2 separate regions of the Homo sapiens genome follow, and region 2 is linked to region 1. Evidence: chromatin contacts called from ENCODE Hi-C data. All regions are on one chromosome and are shown on one strand. The core of a region is the stretch at or near the end of the contact, and the rest is flanking DNA. Distances in the headings are between cores, read along the strand shown. Region 1 holds the start of ABHD15 (abhydrolase domain containing 15). Region 2 holds the start of DHRS13 (dehydrogenase/reductase 13).

Region 1 (4,227 bases), core at 26-2,525:
GGTAAATGTCAGGTATCTCTGCTGTCGTGGGCCAGGTGCTCAGATTGCTAGGATACAGCAGGGGGTGCCGAGATGAGGCAAGGGGCCGGGTTAGGAGTCCCTGCTCTAGCACAGCGATACTAGCTGAGTCCATCGATGACCTTTAAACCCGCTTCCCCGGTTCTGTCTAGATTACAGGGTTTGGAAGGCTTTGGAAGATGTGTTCAGAGAACTTTGCCCAAACTGGCCCACGCCTGTTCCAATGCTATGCATAGCTGTTTCTGATTCTTAGCCAGCTCAGGCCCTCTATTCTTTCCATGCTGGTCTGCGGCCTCCGTTACCCACCTGCTGAGGGCGATCTTCTGGTGGAGCAGAAAGCCCCGCTCGTAGGGCCAGGGCAGGCCGGCCTCGAACCACTCTCGGCAGCGCAGCACGGGCGAGATGCAGGCGGCGCCTGTCACGTAGCTGGAGGAGCCGCACTCGCCCAGGTAGGACAGGAGCAGCGCCGAGCCCGAGCCTTCGCTCACCGCGAACAGCGGCGCCGCCGGGTGTCGGAAGCGGATGTATGTGACCGCCTCCTTGAGGTCGGACGGGTCCCCGAAAGGCTGCAGCCGGGGGCTGACCAGTGGGCAACCGTGGTGGCCGCGGCGATGGAAGATGACCGGGTAGTAGCCGCGCTCCAGGGCGAGCAAGCAAAGGCCGAGCACGTTGCGGGTGAGGCGACCCCACGCATTGGGGATCACCAGAAGCACCGCAGGAAGGCCCCCGGCGCTGGTGATCCGGCGGCCCCGAACACAAGGTCCTACCACCCAGTCCAGGGCCACTAGCCCATCGTCCGCCAACTGCAGGTACTCCCGGGCCAGCTCAGGCCCAGGCGCTACGGGCAGGACGAAGTGGCAGAGGGTCTGCAGGTGGGGCCCGGAGAACCAGGAGCGCGGGCCGGCCTCCAGCGCCTCTGAGCGCCGCAGGGCGCGCAGCAGGCACTGGGCCAGGGCCGACGGCTTGCAAACAAGGCTGCACCCTCCCGGCAGTGGCTCGCGCCCGTCGCTGAACTGGTCCGCCGGGCCTCCGCCGTCCGCCTCCTCCCCGTCGTCTCGGTCTTGGGCCCCCGGCAGGGTCCTCTCTCCGACGGCGCGCCCCCAGGGTCCCCGGAGCCGCGGGCCGAGCAGGCCGAGAAGGGCGAGCACGGCCAAGATGAGCGCGAGGGCGGCGCCCCACGGCGGCATGGCGAAGCTGGAGAGCCCCGGCGGGCAGCGGGCGGCGGGGCCGTCTACTCGGCGAGCTCCGCGCTTTGCCCGCGGCTCCGCCCGCCGGCGGCGGCTGCCCAGGGCCCTCCCGCGCGGGCGCGCTCTGGATTGGCCGTGGCCGGGCAGAGGCAGCCAGTTCGGGCCCGGCTGCCCTCGCCCGCCCCCCACCCCCGCCCCGGCCCTTTGTACAGCAATTGCAACAAGTGGGAGCAGAGGGTGAGAGGAGCCGGGGCCACCAGGGAGGGAGGGCGCGCCGGCAGCCGGAAGGGAGTGGGGAGGGCACGAGCCGGGGAGAGCGGTGTTGGCCATGGAGACGTGGGGAGACTGGAGGCCGAGGCTTGGGGACCCGACTGTCATCAGGGTCTTCCGCCAGACCCTGGGCGCTGCGCCCTCAGAGGCCGATGAAAAGAAGCAGAAGGGAGAGGTGAGTAAGTCGCAGCTCCGGGCGCCGGCTCCCGGGACCCCGTGGGGCGGCGGCCGCGCGCGCGCTCTGCCCTCGGGCGGCCCTGCTCTCCCCCGCCCGGCCCCGCAACCCCGCAATAACTTGGCTGGGCGGGGTCCGGCACTGGGCTAGAGAGGTCGAGCGCGGCGTCTTGAGCCGCTGGCGGGAGGCTGCTGCTTCCCCGCCTGCATCAGTGCGGGTCCCGTGGACTCCTCGCCCCCGTCCCCGCGAGCTCGGGGCTCCACATCAAGGAAATCCTCAGCCCGGGAGTGGCTTCCCCAGAAACAGCAGCCCCAAGCCTCCGAGAGTCAGTCGGAGAAAAGGACACACTCAGGCGCCCTGCGACAGGGATGCCCGTCCGACCTACAAGGAACGCCTCGTAAACCGGGGTGCATGGGAGACCACGGAAATAACACGTTCTCGCTGTTTCCAAGCTTTGGGATAGGCATCTCGACCCTCGCTCTCTACCCACGTTTCCCCCCCAAATCCTGGAGAGGGAACCAGAACCAGCGCCCCGCTGCGGGGCGGGCCGGCCAGCGCACCTCCTGGGGGTGAGGCCTGTGGCGTCCCCATCTCGCGGCGACCAATCTCTTTCTAGACGCGCGCCTGCCACCGCTGGGCGACGGCGGAGGTGGGGAAGACAGCAGCCTCTCGGCTAGCTCCGGCCTCCCGGGGCTTCTGGGTTTGGAGAGTTTGGGGAGCGGAGACACCTCCCGAGGCTCCTCCGCGTTGGACCCTATTTGCGAGGGCGGGAGCGGGGTGGGCCGACGGCGAAGCTCCAGAGGTGGGACCCTCTCCCTTCAGCAGCTCTTCCTGACTTCATGATTCTGCCCCTCTTCTCATTGCAGGTCACACCGACAAATCTGAAGCGGGTTTGCCAGGGGAGTGTACCCGTCTCCCCAGCCTGGGCCACCCGGTCCACAGGGATTCCATTTCCGGCCTTACACTCCGCTCCACGATCTCATCCAGGCGCTGCAGCTGTGCAGCTGCTCTACAGACTGCAGGGACCTGCTGAGACGAATCCCCGGACGAGGAAAGGGGCCCCCCGCCTGCCCTACTGAGCCTTGCGCGCTGACCCGGTTCCTACACTTAACTTTTCCGGCTTCGGGTTTAAGACGCGTGCGCGCACACTCCGCTGCTGTGGGCGGGCATTGGGGCGGGGCGATACCGGGGGCCCACTGTCTGGGGAGGGGCGCGCGCGAGCCCAGGGCCAACGGACGCGCGGGCGGCGCGGGCGGCGCGGGGGCGCTGGGGCTGGAGGGGCGGGGCGCGCGCGCTCCCTCGCTGGCGGAGCGGCTGGGCGGCGGGCCGGGCCCGGGGCCGCTTGGAATGGCGCCTCCTCCGCCTTCGCCCCAACTGCTTCTCCTGGCAGCCCTCGCGAGGCTCCTGGGTCCCAGCGAGGTAAGGTGACCCGCTCCTGGGAAGGCCTCGGCCCGCGAGCTCAAAGCGCTTTGCCAAAAGTTCGTCCTGGAAGGAGTGGCGCGCCGAGGGGGACGCGGAGTTCTTCCGCTGGCGGGCTGGGCCTGGGGAGAGAGAGGGCAGGGCCTCGCCGCGTCCAGCGCCCCAACTCTTCGCTTTGGACCCACAGGTGATGGCTGGACCGGCGGAGGAGGCGGGAGCCCATTGTCCCGAGAGCCTGTGGCCTCTGCCTCCGCAGGTAGGAGCCCTGGAGGGCCCAGGGAGAGAGGGATGTGAAAGGCTAGCCCAGTCCCGCTCTGTTCTCGCCGCACCCTCCACAGTCACCATCTGAGGACCTCTGCCGGTTCCTCAGTCCTCAGTAGCCAACTTCTCCATCCCAGCCTGGCGCTTGGGGCCTGCCGTCCCCTCCCCACCACACACACACGGAGTCCCCCAACTGCCCTAAGCTCTGTTCTTTCCCCATGTATAGGTGTCACCAAGAGTGACCTACACACGAGTGAGCCCAGGGCAGGTGAGTACAAGCAGGGGCCCACCACCCTTGGTGTCCACGCCTGGAGACAGGCGCTCCTAGCAGGCTTCGCTGCCTGTTCTGCTGATCGGCCCCATTCCTTACCACTTCCCTCAGGCAGAGGCAGGGTTCTAGTTCTCTGCCCCACCTCCAAGCCCAGGACAGATCAGCCCCAGGACAGATGGCTCAAAGACAGTGAGCCATAGGCCTGTCATCTGCAATGCTGTGTCAGGATGCTGTTGGGTAGCTGGCTCTGTGGACAAGTGGCTGTGAGTGGAACTCTCTCTGAGAGTAGCTGGAAAAAACCCAGGCTCCAGCTCCCTGAGGAGACAGCGGGAAGTCTCCTGACTTTGTGGGCCCCAGCTTTCTGTAGGAGAGGGTATTAATTCTGTCTCTACCTGTGAGCAGCGAGGGAGGGTATGTGCCAGCACCGTGTACAGTACAGAGCTGCATCGTGCAAGGAGTGTGCCTCCAGTTGCCAGGCTCCACACTGCGGGCTCAGCTTGCGTGGTAGCATCTCCATCTTCATCGCCAGCTCCTCTGAATTTTCCTTTGAAATACTTATTATTATTATTATTTGAAATGGAATCTCACTCTGTTGCCCAGGCTGGAGTGCAGTGGCACTCACTGCA
Region 2 (4,227 bases), core at 699-3,198, 660 kb before region 1:
TGAAGTCAAGACGTCCCCGACAGTGGGCAGCTGAGGCTACCACCACCACGCGGCTAGGGGCACATGCCTTCAGGCAAGGCAGCAGCAGATGTGTCAGCAGAAAGGGACCGATATGGTTCACCCGAAGCAGCAGGTTAAACGCCTCACGGGTCCGGCCACAGGAACTGATACCTGGGGCAGAGGCTAAATGTGAGCGGCTGCTCCAGAAGGAGCTCTGCAGCCTTGGCATCCCTATCTATGAGATGGGAGAAGGGGGCATCCTTCCCATGTGTCCACTGGCCCCAGCAGGGCCCCCGCTGGAGGGGGCAGTTGCCCCTGGCCACCCGCCACCCCACCCCCACGCAGGGCCTGCTGCCCCTCACCGGCATTGTGGATGAGGATGTCCAACCGTGGCTCAGAGCTCAGAAAGGCAGTGGCAAAGGCCCGCACCGAGGCCAGACTGGCCAAGTCCAAGGCCATGAAGATGACCTCATTGTTCCCACTCTCCTGTGGAGAGGCAAGGGCTGGGCTTGTCACCAGGCATCTCTCTCCTCTTCCCTCTCCCCAGGCACCAAATTCTGAGAGTCCATCTCCTACTGTTTACTAAAATCTGCCCCTGTGTCTTAGAGTGTACTAGATAAGTGTGTGGATTCAAATCCTGACTTTGCCTTTTACTAAAGTGTGACCTTGGGCAAGATACTTAATCTCTCTGGGTCTCAGTTCTCTCACTGCGTAAAGGGAATAATAATAACAACAGTCCCAATCTCACTGAGCTTTTGTGAGGATGAAAGGAGTTAACGTGTAAAATACACTCTAGCAGCACTGGGTAGGTACTTGCTATTATTATTATCACCTCCTTTCCCCATTACCATTTACCCTAAAATCTGTAACTTCTCACTGGTCTCCTCTCTCCCGCTCTTGCCCCCCCACTCCAGGCACCACGCAGCCACAAAGGAGTTCCTTCCAAAGGCTATTCTGACAGTCCGGAGCCTACTGAGGGCTGTTCATGGTCTCCACTGGTCTCTGCTGCCCAATCTATAAAATCCAAGCTTCTCAATAGGCTCTAGAATGTTCTCCAGCCCCCTCATTTGCCCATCTTCCTCATACTTTGTGCTCCAGCCTCATTAAATCTTTTTCTCAGTTTTTCAGATCAGTCCAGCTCTCTTTGCCTCAGAGCCTTTGCTTATGCTGTGCCCTCTGCTGTTCCCTTTCCTACTGATCATTAACCCAACTTCTACTGATGCTTAAACGTCTCAGAACTGCAATTACGGCCTTCAGGAAGCCCCTCCCCCACTCGGCTCTGGTGCGCCTTCCTCGGGTGACCCCAGCGCTCCGTGCACTCCCTCTTCGCGCTCAGCCGCCCGCGCCGCGCTCTCCTCCCTGGACCCGGATCCTCCGCAGCCCCTTTGCTGGCTTCTCTGTGTCCCGGCGGGTTCTCGGCTCACCGTCCCACGCGCCCCCGCTGCCTCTCACCTGGCGGAGGTCGAAGGCAGCCGCCTCCCCGCGCTCCTGGCTGCGGCAGGCCAGCACCACGCGCGCTCCCCGGCGCGCCAGCTCCAGCGCCGTCATCTTTCCGATGCCGCTGTTGGCGCCTGCGGACCGCGGGCGGGAGCCGAGCTGAGCTGAGCCCGGCGGGCCGCTGCTACCGCCGGCCCGGCCTCCTCTCCGCGCGCCCCGCCAGCTCGCACTCACCCGCCTCCGCACTCACCCGTGACCACGGCCGTGCGGCCCCGCAGGTTGCCCATGCCGCCGCACGGCGGGGCCTTCACCAGGTTGTAGTAGACAAGCACGTAAGCGCCCAGCAGCAACCCCGCGCCCAGCAGCAGCGCCTCCATGCCGGCCGCGCCTCCCGGCTCCCGCCCAGGCCCCGCACCGCCCTGGATCGCCGCCAGGCGGCTGCCGATCCGCCCTGCACAGGCCTGGAACGGCGCCCGGGCGCGTCAGCCTCCGAAGGCGGAGGCGGGCAGGAGGCTGGGCAGGGGCGTGTGCGCGTGCGGGTGCGCGCCGGCCCTGCGAGCGCCCCCTAGGCGTGCGTCGGCGTCCTGGGGGCGTGTGCCTCTGTGGACACCTTTGAGGTGAGTGTGTGCGCTTGGGCCCTGGGAGCGCCCCCTAGGTGTGTGCCTGTGTGAACTCCTGGGTGTGTGTGTCCACGTACACCCTGTGAGTGCACGCTAGGTATGTGCATGCATCTGCAACGCTTGTATGTGAATGATCTCTAGGTGTGTATGTGCCCATGTCCCTGAGGATCACCCTTTGGGTTGTGTGCGTGCCTCTGGATCCTGTGTGTGAGCTCCTGTAAGCACCTTGTAGGTGTTTGTGTGCATTCTGGCAGAGTCCCTCCAGGTATGTGCCTGCATCTGTAGTCTCTGCCAGTGCATGTGCTTGCATATCTCCATATGTTTACTCGAGGTGTATGTAGCACAGTCCCTCCCTTCTGAAGTTAGGTGTGTACATGAATACACGTGTGTCTTTGAGTCTAGTCCTAGATGCTTTTCCCTCTAAGAACAAATCCTTCTCCTTCCTTCCCTTCTGCACAAATCCTTCTCCTTTCCTTCCTTTCCTTTCCTTCCTTCCTTCCTTCCTTCCTTCCTTCCCTTCCTTCCTTCCTCCCTTCCTTCCTTCCTTCCTTCCCTCCCTCCCTTCCTTCCTTCTTTCCTTTCTTTCTTTCTTTTGAGACGGAGTTTCACTCTCGTTGCCCAGGCTGGAGTGCAGTGGCGTGATCCCGGCTCACTGCAACCTCCGCTTCCCGGGTTCAAGCAATTCTCCTGCCTCAGAATCCAGAGTAGCTGGGATCACAGGTGTGTGACACCACACCCGGCTAATTTTTGTATTTTAGTAGAGAAGGGTTTTCACTATGTTGGCCAGGTTGGTCTCAAACTTCTGACCTTAAGTGACCCACCTGCCTCAGCCTCTCAAAGTGCTGGGATTACAGGTGTGAGCCTCTGCACTGGGCCAAATCCTTCGTTTTCTTATCTTCACATCCAGCCCCCAGCTTCTAGGATTCTTCCGTGTTCTCCCCACACAGGCTAGAGAGGACACTGTTAAAGGTGGCACAGGCAGTTAAGGGGTGTCAGAATTCACTCCTTCATTCCCCCTCTGTATCTCCCTACCTCAACCCCACTAGTGCCTTCCATGGCTGAAGGGAAGCAGGAAGAGATAGAGAGTAAAATCTGTTATTGCCTTTCAGGAGGAAATTTGCCTTTGGAATGGTTCTCATAGGTGATAAGAGACAGGCAGAGAAGCTCCATCACTCAATTACAAGTGACCATGATGGCAGGAAGGGTGGGGCTGGCTAGGAACAAATGGGTAAGACCATTCCAGGGCAGAAGGCCGTTGCCTGATACATTCAGTACAATTTAGAACCTGGTATTTGGCACTTATGGTGTGCCCAGCAGTGTAGTTAGACTTGGAAATTCCGAGTGGAAGATATACAAGTTTCTGTCCTTAGGGAGTTCAAAAAGCCCATTAGGGCACCGGGAGCAGAGTGATGACGCCTGCATGGGCAGATGAAAGTCAGGGACAGACCTCAGATTCCAGGGCCAGTTTCCTATTTAGCTGCACTGCGGATTCGGGTTTCCATTGTAGATGCTGTGGGATGAGGCTGGGGGTAGAATATTCATTTTCTATCCCTAAGGCAAAATCCTGACACACAAGCAGATGCACCTACACAAACAGTGCTGGAATATACACAGAGGTGCTCTCCATCTGAGGAGGCTGACCTCAGGAAAACTTCCTGGAGAGTTTTTCACTAAGATCTGGGAGGAAAGCATGGAATTTGGTTTAATGAAGGTCCCCGGGACTTGAGAATTAAGGTAATGCAGCAGACTCGTTTTTTGATGAGGAATAGCAGTTGTAGAGAAGTGTGACTGCAGATCACATGACTAGAAGTGACAGGTCAAGACTAGATTCCACTATCAGTCAGGGTTCTCTGGAGAAACAGCTCCCCCCGGGCCAGCAGACGCACCCATGTCATTCCATTGTCATCCACCCACCCTGGCTCACTTTTCTCCAACACCTCCCCTACCAAACTTCCCTATGGGAATGAGACCTGTTCAAAAGGCCCCCCACCTGCTAGACCCAGATCTAGGGGAGGGTCTCCTCTAAGGGTGATGACAGGTAGGACAGACAGTCAGAAAACAATTTGAAGTATTTTTGTTTTTTATATACAGAATACAGGAAAGTTTCTGTAAAGTCTAAAACATTACAATTACTATGTACATTGGTACTGGTTGTGGGGGTGGGAGGAGA

The links. A loop is a pair of places that touch in the nucleus more often than their neighbours do. Pooled maps may share reads with other maps.
Region 2: a pooled map shows a loop between it and region 1 (3-fold over the local background). The contact joins the promoter of DHRS13 here to the promoter of ABHD15 in region 1. A Hi-C loop is called at or near these places in 6 of 50 pooled maps.

Annotation. Positions count from the first base shown.
Region 1 is chr17:29,565,762-29,569,988 of GRCh38, forward strand. It overlaps ABHD15 (abhydrolase domain containing 15), which reads right to left and starts at 1,276. Exons shown (of 2, transcript NM_198147.3): 1 at 325-1,276. The coding sequence starts at 1,205. It overlaps TP53I13 (tumor protein p53 inducible protein 13), which reads left to right and starts at 2,940. Exons shown (of 7, transcript NM_138349.4): 1 at 2,940-3,069; 2 at 3,257-3,325; 3 at 3,557-3,598. The coding sequence starts at 2,998. RefSeq lists enhancers at 217-326, 2,347-2,396, 3,480-3,980 and silencers at 847-1,466, 1,557-1,816, 2,817-3,176.
Region 2 is chr17:28,901,131-28,905,357 of GRCh38, forward strand. DHRS13 (dehydrogenase/reductase 13) reads right to left here and starts at 1,949. Exons shown (of 5, transcript NM_144683.4): 1 at 1,688-1,949; 2 at 1,453-1,571; 3 at 363-486; 4 at 1-171. The coding sequence starts at 1,814. It overlaps PHF12 (PHD finger protein 12), which reads right to left. Exons shown (of 15, transcript NM_001033561.2): 15 at 4,120-4,227. RefSeq lists silencers at 848-1,040, 1,542-2,171.